Linked DNA regions of Homo sapiens: regions 2, 3, 4 and 5 are each linked to region 1. Evidence: chromatin contacts called from ENCODE Hi-C or POLR2A ChIA-PET data. All regions are on one chromosome and are shown on one strand. Each heading gives the region's core, a stretch centred on a gene start or an enhancer-like site at or near the end of the contact. The rest is flanking DNA. Distances are from core to core; before and after follow the strand shown. Region 1 holds the start of RBM14 (RNA binding motif protein 14). Region 2 holds the start of CDK2AP2 (cyclin dependent kinase 2 associated protein 2). Region 3 holds the start of EFEMP2 (EGF containing fibulin extracellular matrix protein 2). Region 4 holds the start of CCDC85B (coiled-coil domain containing 85B). Region 5 holds the start of PACS1 (phosphofurin acidic cluster sorting protein 1).

Region 1 (2,650 bases), core at 96-2,595:
TCAGTAAACCGTGTTTAGCCACTGTTTAATGAAGAGCTCTCACAGACCCCTCCCCAGGACCCCCTCAGCCAGAGTATGCCCCCCTGCAAAGTCACCAAGCTTATAAAAGAATGACACTGCCCTAGGGCACTGGCTTGGCATGTAAAGACTACGCAGAAGGGGACTTCATAAAACAAGCTTTCTTGCACATGCAAAAGGCTGGGGTTTCCAGTTGACAGATGTAAAATCGAGCCCAAAGAAAAACCCCAAGTTTGAGGGAGGAGAAAAGCACAGAGCTGCCACGCCTAACCTACCTAATATTGAAAGGCCAAAGTGATTCGGAAGGGGCCCCTCTCGTACCCACGTGTAACTGTGCCCATGAGTAGACCCATGCCAGACAAGACTAAAAGACCCCAGCCCGAGAAACGTCCAAGGGCCCCGTTACCTTCCGCTTGAGCACATTCATCGGGAGGGAACAGGAGGGCGGCCTTGGGGCGTCAGCCCCCACCTTTTCCCTCTTCCCTTGCTCTGACCGACGTCTGGAGAGGAAGTGGGGAAGTGGAGAAATCTTCCCCGCTTCATGATCCGGCTTGTGCCCGTCACTTCCCAATTTCCGCTGGGTGCCAGGCCCAGGAGACCAGGAGAAGGCGCGCCCCCGGAACACTCGCAAGGCTCTCAGGCGCGTCCCCGGCCCCGTAGCTTGGCTCGCAGTGGCCGCCGCACCCACCCAGAGCCGCTTCCTCCTACTTGGTGGACGGTTCCTGGACCGCAGGGGAGGAGGGTGGCTCTACCCAACGCGCCCCCAACACCTCCGACCTGCTCCCGCGCACTTCCCCACCCCTCCCAACCGCGCAGTGACCGACCCCCGGGTAAGGGGCGTGGCTAACAGGCAGAGTGCCCCGAGCGCGCCCCCGCCCCCGAGCGCGCCTCCGCGTTACCTTTCACCACGTCACACTCGATGACGCGTCCGCGGCGCTCGAAGAGGCTGCGCAGTTCCTGGCTCGTGCATGCAGCCGACACATTGCCCACGAAAATCTTCCAAGTATTAAGAGGCCTTGGGCGCGACATCTCCACCACGAGCGCGCGCCCCGGCCGCAGCTCGTGGCCGTGCAGGGCTTCGATGGCGCGCAGCGCGCCCGCGTTCTCGCGCATGTGCACGAAGGCGAACTGTTTCATGACGGCGCAGCTCATGACCGTGCCGTAGGGCGCAAAGAGGGCTGCCAGCTCCTCCGGAGTCGTATCCGCCCCGTCGACGTTGCCCACGAATATCTTCATTTTGTCGCCGCAGCCACCTTCCTGGAGAGCCCGGACCTCTCCTCCAGCGACAGGCAAGACGTCCGAACGACCGGCAGTCCTCCTCAGGAATGGCTGGCGACCGAGAACCCCGCCGCGCAGGCGCCCTGGCCTAGCCAATGGGGACTCGCATCCCGCGCGTCCAGCGACCAATCAGAAACGCTGAGGGAAGATGTGCTCAGGCACAGCCAATCCCAGAGGGCCTAGAGCCCGCTCGTTAGCTGAGGGGGTGGGAAAGGGACGACCAACCGCCACAGCCCGTGGCGGGAGAGGGGGTTGGGAAGAAGAGGGAGGGCTGAAGAGAGGAGAACGCGCGCGAGCGGCGCCGGCGGCAGAGAGGCCTAGTCTGTAAGGCGGTCTCTGGCCCGGGTGGGGCTGGGACCGGCGGGCTCCCAGGAAAACTTTGTACAATTGGAAGTCAGGGCTCCTCCCATTCTGGAAGCCCTGTCCAAACCCGCGCCTGGGGGTTGCCGCGTGAGTGTACGGGGGAAGGCCGGGCCTGGCGGGAGAAACCAGGACAGGCGCCTTGAGTCGGCAAACGGCTCCCAGGACTGTGCTGAGCACCGCGAGGGGACCTGAGGCAGGCCCCGGAGAAGCCCTCGTGCCATTAATTGATTCTTTGGAAACATTCCCTGGGGTTGCTGAGGTCCTGGCAGCCGGTGAAAAATCAAAGGCCTCTGCCCTGATGGAATTCCCAGTCAAGAAATAATGGAATGACGTTATTGTATGTTGAAGGTTTTCATAATAAACAGTTTAATAAACGAGAAAATTAATTCTGCAGGAAGCAAAAGTTGAGCCTTAAAAAAAATTTTAGTCCGGGAGCGGTGGCTCACGCCTGTAATTCCAGCACTTTGGGAGACCAAGGCAAGCAGATCACCGGAGGTCAGGAGTTCAGGACCAGCCTGGCCAAAATGGTGAAACCCCGTCTCTACTAAAAATACAAAATTAGCCGGGTGTGGTGGTGCGCGCCTGTAATCCCAGCTACTTGGGAGGCTGAGGCAGGAGAATCACTTGAACCCGGAAGGCGGAGGTTGCAGTGAGCCAAGATCACGCCACTGCACTCCAGCATGGGCGACAGTGAGATTCCGTCTCAAAAATTTTTTTAAACAGATTTGAGTATGTAAATAAGATTGTTGCATGGCAGACAACATCAAAAACATAGACATGTGACAAACTCAGGGAAATATTTGCCTACGTGTTCAGTCAACAAATAGCACCTACCATGTGGACACCACCAAGAATATAGCAGTGAACAAAAAAAAATGACAGAAATCCCAACCTTCTTGGATCTTATGGTGGGGAGAAACAGGCAAGAAATAAGTAAAACATAAGCGTGTTAGATGGTGATGAGGACTTGGAGTAATCAAGGGAACTAAGC
Region 2 (2,650 bases), core at 54-2,553, 890 kb before region 1:
CCGCCTCGGCCTCCCAAAGTGCTGGGATTACAGGCGTGAGCCACCGCGCTCAGCCAGAACATGCTTGTTGGATGAATGAATGAATGAATGAATGAATGACTGTCCTAGAGATGAAGATCTACAAAGCTGGGAGCATGAAGATACACAAGGCCAGAGAAGTTTGAGTTTGGAGAAGGAGCCTGGGAGAAAGGGTTAGGGAGTGGAGGAGGGTCTGAGGTCTAACTCTGTGGGGAGTGAGACTTGAGGGGAGGGGTCTGAGTGGTGGAGTGGAAAGGTATGGGGGCCCTGTGGGACAGGAAGGCGGAGAATGAAACAACAAGCACTTTATGACTATTCATTTAATCCACACAACCCAATGAGATCGTCATTTTCCCCATTTTACGGATGGGGAAACTGAGGCATACTGAGGTGAGAAACTTGCCTGGGGGAAATCGCTAGTGGGGGTGGTGCTGAGATTTGAACCCAGACGGTTGGCTCCAGTCGGTGCTCTTGACCAGTTTGGTCCGGGGCCCGGCACGCAAGTAATCCCGAAGGTTTGCCCTACGGCCATTGTCACTAACTTAGGCAGCAGCGCGGGGCCTTGGGGGTGCGGGTAAAGGGGTCTTTGAGGTCGCCCTTAGACCTGAGGACGAGCCAAGCCGCAGGAAGAACGGTACGTGGCGGCATCCATGAGGGGCCTGTTGCCATGGGAACAAACGCAGGCCTCGGGCGGGCGCATGCGCAGATCGGGGAGCGGGTGTTGAACCGGTGAAAGGTGACGTAAAAGCGCACGGGGTGGGGCGCAGGGCTCGGGACGTCAAAGCCCTGCGTCCTTCGGCCCCCAGAGCGGAGAAGCGCGCAAGGCACCGGTGGCAGCGGCGACGGCAGCTGCGACAGCAACCCCTGCTGGGCCGAAACTGGGCAGAGCGGAGCAGACGTCTGAAGCAGCGCGAGTGAGGCGCGAGGGTAGCGCCCGCGCCCGGGAAGACCCCTCGGCGCGAACCGGCAGCCCAGCCCCGGGTCCCGGTTCCCAAGGCCCCGCCTCTAGGGCCTGGGGACTAATCGGATTGAGAGCGCGCCGGCCCGGGCCGCGAACTCGCCAATTGCGGAGGGCGGTGGCCACCGCCCAATCCGGAGCAGACAGGTGCGAGGTCCGGAAGGCGGAGGCCAATCGGCGGCGGTTGCGACCTGCTGGGGCAGGTCTCGGCCAATAAGGAGGCTCGAGTGACATCTTCGCGCACCAATCGGGAGTGAGGGAGCATTCGTGCCCGCTCGCCCTTCCGGCCAGACCTCTATTTACCAGGGGCGTGCAGCCCGCTTGCCAATCAGAGCGCGGCTGAGCGGCCCCGCAGCCAACCCCCGAGGAGCGGCCGGCTGGCGTCCGCCGCGCCCAGGAGTTGGGGATGTCCTACAAACCCATCGCCCCTGCTCCCAGCAGCACCCCTGGCTCCAGCACCCCTGGGCCGGGCACCCCGGTCCCTACAGGTGAGGATCCAGCTCCACCCCTGCTCGCCTGCCGGGCGGTCGAGGTCTCGAAGAGAAGACGGCCTGAGTTCTGCAATACTGGGCCTGCCGCCTACCCTCGCTGAGCCTCAGTTTGCTGGCCTGTGAAGTGGGCGTGGTCACGTAAGGGCTTGTAGGTGGAGCGCAGTGGGAGGGATTTGTCCCTGAAGTTGATCAGCATGGAATGAAGCATCCTTTGGAGGGAATCGGGCGAACCCGGTCCTGGGCTTGGAAAAGCTGGGAGGCGGCGTCCCTGCCCCGCGCTGACCTCTTACTCGCGCCTGTTGCTGCAGGAAGCGTCCCGTCGCCGTCGGGCTCAGTGCCAGGAGCCGGCGCTCCTTTCAGACCGCTGTTTAACGACTTTGGACCGCCTTCCATGGGCTACGTGCAGGTGAGTGGGGCCAAAGCCTTGCTTATGGATGCGGACTGGAGTCCCCCTCCCCGCCAGGTGCCTGAGCTCACTGCCCTGTTCTCTTTTGACATAGGCGATGAAGCCACCCGGCGCCCAGGGCTCCCAGAGCACCTACACGGACCTGCTGTCAGTCATAGAGGAGATGGGCAAAGAGATCCGGCCTACCTATGCTGGCAGCAAGAGCGCCATGGAGCGCCTGAAGAGAGGTAAGTGAGGCCAGGCCGCCCTGCTCAGGAAACCGACACTGGACTATCCTTCATGAGGGAAGGAAGGACATCTGGAGGCCACCTGAGCCAAGCCTAGAGGATGTCCAGTATTACTACCAGAGAGGTGTTTTGAATCGAATTGAAATTGAGTCCATTTCCAGGGAAGAGCATGGGAATTTGTATTTCAACAGGGCAACCTTGAGGATTAACCAAACCTCTAATTTCATCTAGCCGTCATTAGATTTGAATTTCTTTTGCCGAAAGTGGAAAGGGAGTGGGGAGGCAGGGGTCCTCCTCTGGAGGGCAGTGGGTGGGGCTGTGGAGGGTTGCTGAGACCCCACCCCACCCCCAGGTATCATCCATGCCCGGGCCCTAGTCAGAGAGTGCCTGGCAGAGACAGAGCGGAACGCCCGCACGTAACAGGAAGCGCCTCGGCCTCAGCGTCTGGACCTATCCGGCCACTGCAGAGCACCCGCTTCTCCCTGGCCTTCATCCCGAGTTGCACTAACCATCCTGGGCTTCCTGTCCTGTGTCCCTTGGTGGGTCCCCT
Region 3 (2,650 bases), core at 87-2,586, 740 kb after region 1:
CTGCGACTACAGGCACGCGCCACCACGCCTGGCTAATTTTTATATTTTTAGTAGAGACGGGGTTTCACCATGTTGTCCAGACTGGTCTCGAACTCCTGACCTCAGGTGATCCACCTGCCTCGGCCTCTCAAAGTGCTGGGATTACAGGCTTGAGCCACCGCGTCCGGCCCCTAAAGAGCTATTATTTAACCTTCTGCCCCAGCAGCTGGGAGGGATGGTGGTGGCAGAGTGGCGAGGAGCGGGCACTGCGCAGTTCACCTGAGCCCCAGGCGCTCGCCGCGGGACCCACCAGCACGTCCCCTCCTCGGCAGACTCCCTCCCCGGGGTCACGTGGAGGGCGACTGCGGGGATAAGCAGGGATGGCAAGGGGAAAGGAAGGGCGGGCCCCAGGCGGGGGATCCCCGGACACGCAGTGCTTTCCCGCCTGGCCCCGCCCAAAGACGTGGGCAAACAGAGGCCACGCCCTTCCTGGGAGCCAGCCCCGCCCATACTCCGCCCCAAGGACACGCCCCCACTTCGGGCGGAGGCGGAAACCGGGCGGGGGACGCTGGTGCGAGGAGGTCGAGGAGGCGCCTTGGCACCCGACTCTGGCATCCCGCACGTCCGACATCAGCCCTGCCCTCCTTCTCAGGGGCTTCCATTCATTTTGTGCCAAAAGGGAACTGCCGCCCTCGCCCCCAAACTTGTAGCTTTGTGGATGGAGGGTGTGGGGGAGGCCGTGTGTAGTGAAAGGACCACCCGGCTGAAGACGGTCCTGGGGGTGGAGGGCAGGAGGGAGCGAGAAGGACAGTTCTGCTCCTGGGAGCCTCTCGTTCCTGGGCGAGGGTCTGGGGACCCTGGATGAAGTTTTAGGATCTTTTACAATGACGGTCTGGGGCAGAGAATAAAATTTTGCAGGGAGCAGATTGAGGGTCTGGAGGACTGGGTTAGGTGGGCTCTAGGTACCCAGGACGATCTCGGGAGGCGCACAATGAGAATCTGGGGGCTCCAGGATTACGGTGTGGGTGCACAGGATGAAATTCTGGGGGCGCAGATTAGGTAGGACCTAGGTGAGCAGGATGACATTTTTGGTGAGCGTCTGGGGGCCCCCGGGTGAGTCTGGGGGCCTGGCATCAAGGTCGGGGCCCCAGGATCGAGCACTGGGGGACCCTGGTCCGGCGCCGGGAGGCGGCTCCTGGCGGCGCCGCGGGGGACCGGGTAGGGGCCTGTGGCTGGCCGGGGGCGGAGAAGCGGGGGGTCGGGGTCCCTCCCCCTGGCGCTGGCTCAGGAATCCGCCGAAGGGCGGGCGGAGGCGCCGGGGTGGGCCGCGCCGCGGCAGGCGGGCGGGCGGGGGGCGCTTCCTGGGGCCGCGCGTCCAGGGAGCTGTGCCGTCCGCCCGTCCGTCTGCCCGCAGGCATTGCCCGAGCCAGCCGAGCCGCCAGAGCCGCGGGCCGCGGGGGTGTCGCGGGCCCAAGTGAGTGGCTGTGACCGTCCGTGGGGGAGGGCGTGGGCCGGAGTCTCGGCCGAGTCCGCGGCAGCGTAGCGCCCACAGAGGCCCGCGCTCCTCGGCCTTCGCCGCAGGGGCGCGGGGCGGGGGCGGGGTGGCCGGGGCGGGTGGGCCTGGGACCCGGGCCTGGGACCTGGGCCTGTGAGGAGTCGGCCCCCAGCCCTGGGAGGCCCCGAGGCCCAAGCACGGTCCTGAGCGGGCAGTGGCGGGGGCTGGGCTCGGGCTCCCGGTACAGGGAGTTGAGGTGCCGCGGGCAGAGGCCCCTGACCCGTGTCCACCATCTCGCAGCCCCAGGATGCTCCCCTGCGCCTCCTGCCTACCCGGGTCTCTACTGCTCTGGGCGCTGCTACTGTTGCTCTTGGGATCAGCTTCTCCTCAGGATTCTGAAGAGCCCGACAGCTACACGGTGGGGACAGTGAGGGCCGCTGGCCTGGGACAGGAAGGGTAGGGAGGAAGAGACCGGGACCCAGGGTGACTGCTGCCGGGGAAGTCTTCCTCCCCTGGCTGGTGGAGAGCTGGGGGCCATTGTTTGGAGCAGGCCGGAGGGTGGCCAGGCTCAGGCCCTAGTCTTGGCCTGGCCAGTTGGAGGAGATCTTAGGGTGACCACTGGCCACTTCTGGTTCCCTTCCAGGAATGCACAGATGGCTATGAGTGGGACCCAGACAGCCAGCACTGCCGGGGTGTGTGTGCCTGGGGGACCAAACACCCCCAGGAACCCGGAAAGGGATTGATAGCTGCTTTCCAAGGGACAGCCCCACCTCCAAGAACTGCCGTGGGAGCCCAGCAGCCCGTTCTATGCCCAGCTCTGCTACACAGAGGCCAGCTCTGGCTCTCTGGAGGCCAGTTGAGCTAGGGGTGGCCTCATCCTCTCCCAGAAACCCAGGAAACCTTGTCCCTACCCCTCAGAGGAGCTGGATCCTGTACGCCTTCTCTGAACCACTCTCCTGTCCCAGCTCTTTGTCTCATCACAACCTGGGAGGGTAGCGTCCCCAGGGGTGGGTAAGGAGGCCCCCCATCTTGGGCTGAGCTAGGGCTAGGGCCGTGGGGAGGGATAGAGACCCACTTGCAGGCCGAGAATGAGGGCAACAGTGGGAACAGCTGCCCCATCTCCAGCCTTGGCCAACCCTGGGGAGGGGTCCTGAGCAGGCAGACTTAGCTTGTTGA
Region 4 (2,650 bases), core at 44-2,543, 730 kb after region 1:
ACGGAGGGGCGCTGTTATGCCCCCTTCCAGCCTCAGAGGAGGCGGCCGAGTGGTTCTAGGCCCCCAGCACCTGCTTCCTGCCCCATTGTCTTGGACAGGAAGGAGCCGGGAAGGGAGCTGGAGCCACTTCAGGGGCTGGATTAAGGCCGGTCCCGGCGCCCGATGGGGGAAGTCTGGTTTACCACTGCCCCGCATCCCACCCCAGGCTCGAAGTAATGGGGGAATCATTAGTTCTGCAGTCCTTCTGGATGGGAATTGTACCCTGTATCAGCACCCCACCCTCGCCCCAACCCCGGCGAGTACCAAACAGACGCTGCCCAGGCCGTGGGCTCCGCTTCCGTCCGGGTTTATTACCCCCAATCCAACCCCCAGCAAGTCCCTCCGCTCCAGCCTTCAGTCCCCCTGCTGCCCTGCCAGCAAGAGCGAGGGGCCCTTCTTGGTGTCAGGATTTCTTAGTCCATGCCAGCGGCCCCTCCTGCGCAGCCAGGACGGCGTCCAGGTCCCGAGGTCCACAGCGGTCCCGGGGCTCGGGGAGCAATCCGGGCGGGCGTCGGCGTGGAGGAAGCAGTGCCTTCAATCATCGGGGGAACAGGCCAGGGGCAACTGATCCGGACTGCCCACGCTGCCAGTGCTGGAGCTTCCATCGCCTAGGTCGCGGGGCCCGCACGGGGGCAAGGCAAGCTCGGGTGCTGGCCCGGCTCCTGATCCCCCGGCGCCGCTGGGGCCGCCGCGGGGGCCCCATTCTTCGCCCAGCGCCAGGCAGAGCTCCTTAAGCGCTAGGTTCTCCCGCAGCAGCTCCTCCTGGCGGCCCTCCAGCTCGGCCAGCTTCTGCCAACAGCCGCCCAGGTCCTCGCGCACGGCCCGGGATGCTTGGGTCCCGAAGAGCTGCCACTGGCGTGCGGCGCGCCGCCCGCGCTGGCGCTCCGAGTCCAGGAAGCAGCAGAGGTCGCGCAGCTCACGGTTCTCTGCCTGCAGACGCCGGTTGAGCTGCTTGAGCTCGCGGATCTCGCCCAGGTGGCCCTGCAGCTGCCGATTCACCTCCTGCATGAGGCGGCCGCGCTGCACCAGTGCCGCCAGGCGCGCCGCCTCCTCCCGCCGCAGGCGCCGCACTAGCTCTTCCTTGCCTAGCGCCGCCATCTCCTCGTCCGTCAGCTCCTCCAGGCCGCCTGCCTCGGCCTCCATGGCTGGTCAGGCCTCTGGAGCATCGCCCGCCCGCCGCCGCGGCCCAGGAGCCCCACGTCGGGCCCGGCGCCACTCAGGCTCGGGCTCCGGCTCCGCACGCGGCAGGCAGTGGCCGAGGCAGCGTAGGCTGCAGCAGCTACCCGGGCTGGGCACGCGGCGGGGCGCGCGCCGGGGCGGGGCCGCATGTCGTTATGGAAGGACAGCCAATCCGGTGAAACGTCCCCGGAAAGGGGCGGGGCCTGAGCTCAGGGGCCGCCCCCCTCGTTCCCCACCCACTCCGGGTGTTACTGATCCTCGATGTCAAGGAACCCGCGCGTCATCGCCCTCCACATCGGTCTCAACCCGAAACTAGGAGCTTCGAACCTCCAAGTACCGGATCGCCCCAAGCTTGAGCCTAGGCCTCTCGGCTCTTCTGAGAAACAAGATTCAGGCGTCCGCCCCTGACTCCTGCCCATCCCCCACAGAAGTCAGATGGACCGCTCTCCAGTCCCTCTTTACCTTTGATCAAATTCGGAAGTCTCGGCCCACTAAGGATCGCTCCTGGTTCCTCGGAACCCTGAGTCCAAACGTCCTAGCTCACCAATAGACTACCCTCCCTCCCAGGGAGCGTTTCCTGCCTGGGGGGAGGAACATACAGGATTCGTTTGTTCAATAAACGTTTTTTATGTGCAAGGCCCATGCAGAAATAAATTTAACCAAAATACCGATTCCATCCTCAAGGAGGTCGCAGTCTGTCCGGGAAGTCAAGCTGTGTTAAGCAAGAAATAAATCCGGGAGGAGTATGGTCTGAGGGTCCTTAAGAGGGTTCCCAAAAGAGATGCTATCCAAGAGGCTCTGGTAGATCCATAGGACTTTGCCAAGTAAAGAGCTATTTCAGGGAGAGAGAATAACATAGTGAAAGACACTGGTGCCCGAAAGAGCCTAGCTGCTTTAGGAACAATGAGGATAGCTTGGTTTTTGAAAAGCAGATGTGTCGAGAAAATGCTAAGAGAGAGAGAGCGAGGCTTCAAAGGTAGGTAAAAGCCAGATTCTTAAGAACTTCCAGTACCAGGTTGGAGCATTTCCAAAGGCCACTAAGGATGTTAAGCAAGAGAGTAACATTTGTAAGGATGTTAAGCAAGGGAGTAACATTTTAAAATATGCCTTTAACTGGCCAAGATGGTGAAACCCCGTTTCTACTAAAAATACAAAAATTAGCCGGGCGTGGTGGGAGGAGCCTGTAATCTCAGCTACTCGGGAGGCTGAGGCAGAGAACTGCTTGAACCCGGGAGGCGGAGGTTGCAGTGAGCCGAGATCGCGCCACTGCACTCCAGCCTGGGCGACAGAGCGAGACGCTGTCTCGAAAAAAAAAATGTATTTAAAAAGATTGGGCTGATCTGTGTGGGCCGGACCCTGCGGGGAGGGGACATAAACAGGGAGATTAGTAACGGTGTCAAAGAGCAAGAGCAAGGAGAGCTAAGCAGAAAGA
Region 5 (2,650 bases), core at 105-2,604, 550 kb after region 1:
GTCCCCAGAGTTGGAGACAGACTGCCTTGCCAATACAAAAACAGAAAATATTCCCAAACTCAGGCCTATTTTGCCAATGGAAGGAAAGTCCCCAGATGGTTCCAACAGACAGAGAGCAATGGATTGAATTTAGGAACAAGGCAGTAATTTCATACAGCCCTGCAGAGCTGGGAGATTCTGGGACCAGTTTTAGTGGGGGAGGGGAGGTAAAAATACACTTGAGGACACATTAAATAGGGCCCCAAAACTAAGAGCCTAGCGCTTGGGACAGAACGTGTGTAATATGAAGTTCAAATGAACATGTGTGCCGAAGGCTAATGAGAAGCCCCTAGGGTGATTATATGAGCTTTACCTGCAAGAGGTGACAATCGAGTTTGGCACATGCTGAGTCTATTGGGAAATAATAATATCAAGAGATCTATACCACATCCATGTATGTACAGCTCCCGGCGCCGGCGAGGCAGGAGAGTGACTTACTCAGGGAAACTGACTGCCAGGAAGGCCGGATTCGGTCAGCCCAATCGGAGAAAGCCCGGGGCCGAGGCCAGAAGGTCCCTCGGGGAGGACAGAAGGGTGGTCCCGGCCCCAGGCAGAAGGTGGGGCTGCCAGGAGAGGGCGGGTCCCCGTGGCAGGAGTCCCGGGAGGCCTGGCTGGAGCCAGGCCGGGCCGCGGGACAGTCGGGGAGATGGAGGGCGGGGACCCCATGGGCGCTGGGGCGGGGAGGGCTGGGCCCCGGCGGCCACCCCGCTCCCCCGGCGCCCCGCCGCACCCTCCCGCGCTCACCTAGGCACGCAGCTGGACGAGCTCCGGTCCACCTCCCAGGTGGCGTACAGGTTCATCTGCACCGGGGCGGGGGTGCGGCCTGGCCCCGGGCCACCGGGAGGCGCGGAGCCCGAGGCCACCGCCACGGCCATGGAGGTGGAGGTAGACGAGGACGAGGAGGAGGCAGCCGCCGCCGAGGTGGACGAGGACGACGAGGTGGCCTGGGCCAGCTTGGGGGGCGTCGGCTGCTGCGGCGGCTGCTGCTGCTGCTGCTGCGGCGGCGGCTGCTGAGGGGACTGGGCGACCCCGGATCCCCGCTGGCCGCTGCCGCCCCCGGCGCCTCCGGGACCACCGCCCGCCCCTCCGCGTTCCGCCATGGCCCGGCTAGGCGGGGGTTACGGAGGCCGAGGCGACGCCGATCTGGCTCCCAGGCTTCCCCCGCGGCGGCGGCGGCGGGGGCGCGGCAGCCTCCTCAGCCCGCCTGCCCGAGCGCGAGCAGCCAGCGAGCTGCACGCACGCGCGGGGCCTCTGGGCGCGCGGGCCTCGCGCTCGACCGCCGCTGCCTGTTGCGGCTCGCGAGGCCGACACGGGTGGGCGTGTCCGGGAGGGGGCGGGGAGCCCGGCCCGCGCGGCCCCACCCAGCGCGGAGGGGCCGGGCCGGGCGCGCTCGCGCCCTGCGTGCAGCCACGCGCGCCCCTCGCTCCCGCGGAGTAGAAGGGGTGGTCTGTGGCCAGCGCGCGCCCACGGGTCCTGCCCTCAAATCCGCTGCCAGTCTGCCCCCGCTCCTCCCCTCCCCGCCCACGGCCGGCCGCGGCCCCGCCAGCGGAAACCCGGCTTTTCCGGGATTCGGTCCCTGCAGGGAGGGGGCCGCCGCGGGAGCGCGCCTCGGCCCCTCGGGTCTTCGGAGCCAATGCGGAACCCGCCCCCAGCGGTGGGGGTCTGCCCGGGGAAGCCGGCTCTCCGCCTGCCGACCTAGCCCTGCCCTGCGGCCCCGGCAAACAGAGAGGTCGGCGGAGACCCGGGGCCCGCTGCCACCGCGGGTGCCTGTGATCCGGGAAGTTCCCGCCCCGAGGGCAAGCGGGGGCTCAGGGACCTGGAGTCCAGAAGGTTCTTCGCATAAGTGAATTCTCAAGCTACCCCGGGGCCCATCTGGAGCCAACCTTCCTCTTCTTTCCCTACCCCCCAAATGCCTCTTTAGAGTGCCAGTGCTTTGTTGCTTACCAAATTTCTAAAATTCCATTCCTCCTAAGGCCTAGCTCAGCTGCCACGTCCTATCTGGATCATGCCCCCCACAACCCCGAGACCATCTTGAACCCTCCGGCAAGTGAGCGCCTCCACTGGTGCACTTAAACACCAACAGTAGTACAACAGCAGCGCATGACTACCCTCCCCACAGGCTGGCAAATGCCCATGGGAGCCAGTGATCCAGCCTGCTCTAGTCTGTCAGAAAGGCTGCTCAGGACCAGATTACAACCTGGAGAAAGTAAGTCCCCCCATCCCACATACAAATCCCAAACCCCAGCGACTAGTGTTGCTTGAACCCAAGGGTTCATATGGACTCAAGACAATTTAGCTTTTGAGCTATGTTGTCGCACAGGTAAGGACTTGAACTTCTGGTCACAAGGTCAGTTGGGAAGGCCTGCCCTGGCCTACTTCCCAAGCCCACTGTTACTTCCTCTGCCGCGCTAGGGCGCTAATCTGGCTATTTTTACTCCCCAAGGACAAAGTAGTAAGGTCAAACCAGACCTAGAGGTACTTCCCCCAAGCCTTCCTACAAAGCAGGGCAGTGGTGAAACACAGATTTCAGCCTGGGGTTGGCGTCACCACCAGTCAAATGCGCCGTCTAATCCCAGTTTATGTTCGTGGTTACTGGGGCAGCCCAGTGATT

What was found. Hi-C counts contacts between places; a loop is a spot of excess contacts on that map. ChIA-PET counts read pairs that join two places held with the same protein, here RNA polymerase II (POLR2A). Pooled maps may share reads with other maps.
Region 2: a map of CD8-positive, alpha-beta T cell shows a loop between it and region 1 (6-fold over the local background). The contact joins the promoter of CDK2AP2 here to the promoter of RBM14 in region 1. A Hi-C loop is called at or near these places in 2 of 168 maps with a recorded cell type or tissue (CD8-positive, alpha-beta T cell and naive thymus-derived CD4-positive, alpha-beta T cell) and 9 of 50 pooled maps. POLR2A ChIA-PET finds 5 or more read pairs at or near these places in 1 of 52 experiments (BJ).
Region 3: a loop to region 1 is called in a pooled map, with 4 times the contacts of the local background. The contact joins the promoter of EFEMP2 here to the promoter of RBM14 in region 1. A Hi-C loop is called at or near these places in 4 of 50 pooled maps. POLR2A ChIA-PET finds 5 or more read pairs at or near these places in 2 of 52 experiments (Panc1 and activated B cell).
Region 4: a pooled map shows a loop between it and region 1 (6-fold over the local background). The contact joins the promoter of CCDC85B here to the promoter of RBM14 in region 1. A Hi-C loop is called at or near these places in 1 of 37 single-sample maps with no recorded cell type and 5 of 50 pooled maps. POLR2A ChIA-PET finds 5 or more read pairs at or near these places in 2 of 52 experiments (CD8-positive, alpha-beta T cell and Panc1).
Region 5: a map of naive thymus-derived CD4-positive, alpha-beta T cell shows a loop between it and region 1 (7-fold over the local background). The contact joins the promoter of PACS1 here to the promoter of RBM14 in region 1. A Hi-C loop is called at or near these places in 1 of 168 maps with a recorded cell type or tissue (naive thymus-derived CD4-positive, alpha-beta T cell), 1 of 37 single-sample maps with no recorded cell type and 7 of 50 pooled maps. POLR2A ChIA-PET finds 5 or more read pairs at or near these places in 1 of 52 experiments (activated CD8-positive, alpha-beta memory T cell).

The regions. Positions count from the first base shown.
Region 1 is chr11:66,615,325-66,617,974 of GRCh38, reverse strand. RBM14 (RNA binding motif protein 14) reads right to left here and starts at 1,345. Exons shown (of 3, transcript NM_006328.4): 1 at 918-1,345. The coding sequence starts at 1,254. It overlaps RBM14-RBM4 (RBM14-RBM4 readthrough), which reads right to left and starts at 1,345. Exons shown (of 2, transcript NM_001198846.2): 1 at 918-1,345. The coding sequence starts at 1,254. RefSeq lists enhancers at 1,100-1,329, 462-1,395, 1,760-1,869.
Region 2 is chr11:67,506,815-67,509,464 of GRCh38, reverse strand. It overlaps CDK2AP2 (cyclin dependent kinase 2 associated protein 2), which reads left to right and starts at 1,303. Exons shown (of 4, transcript NM_005851.5): 1 at 1,303-1,464; 2 at 1,776-1,873; 3 at 1,968-2,100; 4 at 2,453-2,650. The coding sequence starts at 1,383. The coding sequence ends at 2,520. RefSeq lists silencers at 771-1,020, 1,331-1,430.
Region 3 is chr11:65,871,486-65,874,135 of GRCh38, reverse strand. It overlaps EFEMP2 (EGF containing fibulin extracellular matrix protein 2), which reads left to right and starts at 1,336. Exons shown (of 11, transcript NM_016938.5): 1 at 1,336-1,453; 2 at 1,775-1,892; 3 at 2,118-2,166. The coding sequence starts at 1,782. RefSeq lists a silencer at 274-333.
Region 4 is chr11:65,889,316-65,891,965 of GRCh38, reverse strand. CCDC85B (coiled-coil domain containing 85B) reads right to left here and starts at 1,293. Exons shown (of 1, transcript NM_006848.3): 1 at 331-1,293. The coding sequence starts at 1,182. The coding sequence ends at 574. RefSeq lists a silencer at 1,023-1,502.
Region 5 is chr11:66,068,976-66,071,625 of GRCh38, reverse strand. PACS1 (phosphofurin acidic cluster sorting protein 1) reads right to left here and starts at 1,354. Exons shown (of 24, transcript NM_018026.4): 1 at 784-1,354. The coding sequence starts at 1,139. It overlaps SF3B2 (splicing factor 3b subunit 2), which reads right to left. Exons shown (of 22, transcript NM_006842.3): 22 at 2,318-2,650. RefSeq lists silencers at 410-614, 675-824, 835-964, 1,115-1,164, 1,175-1,794.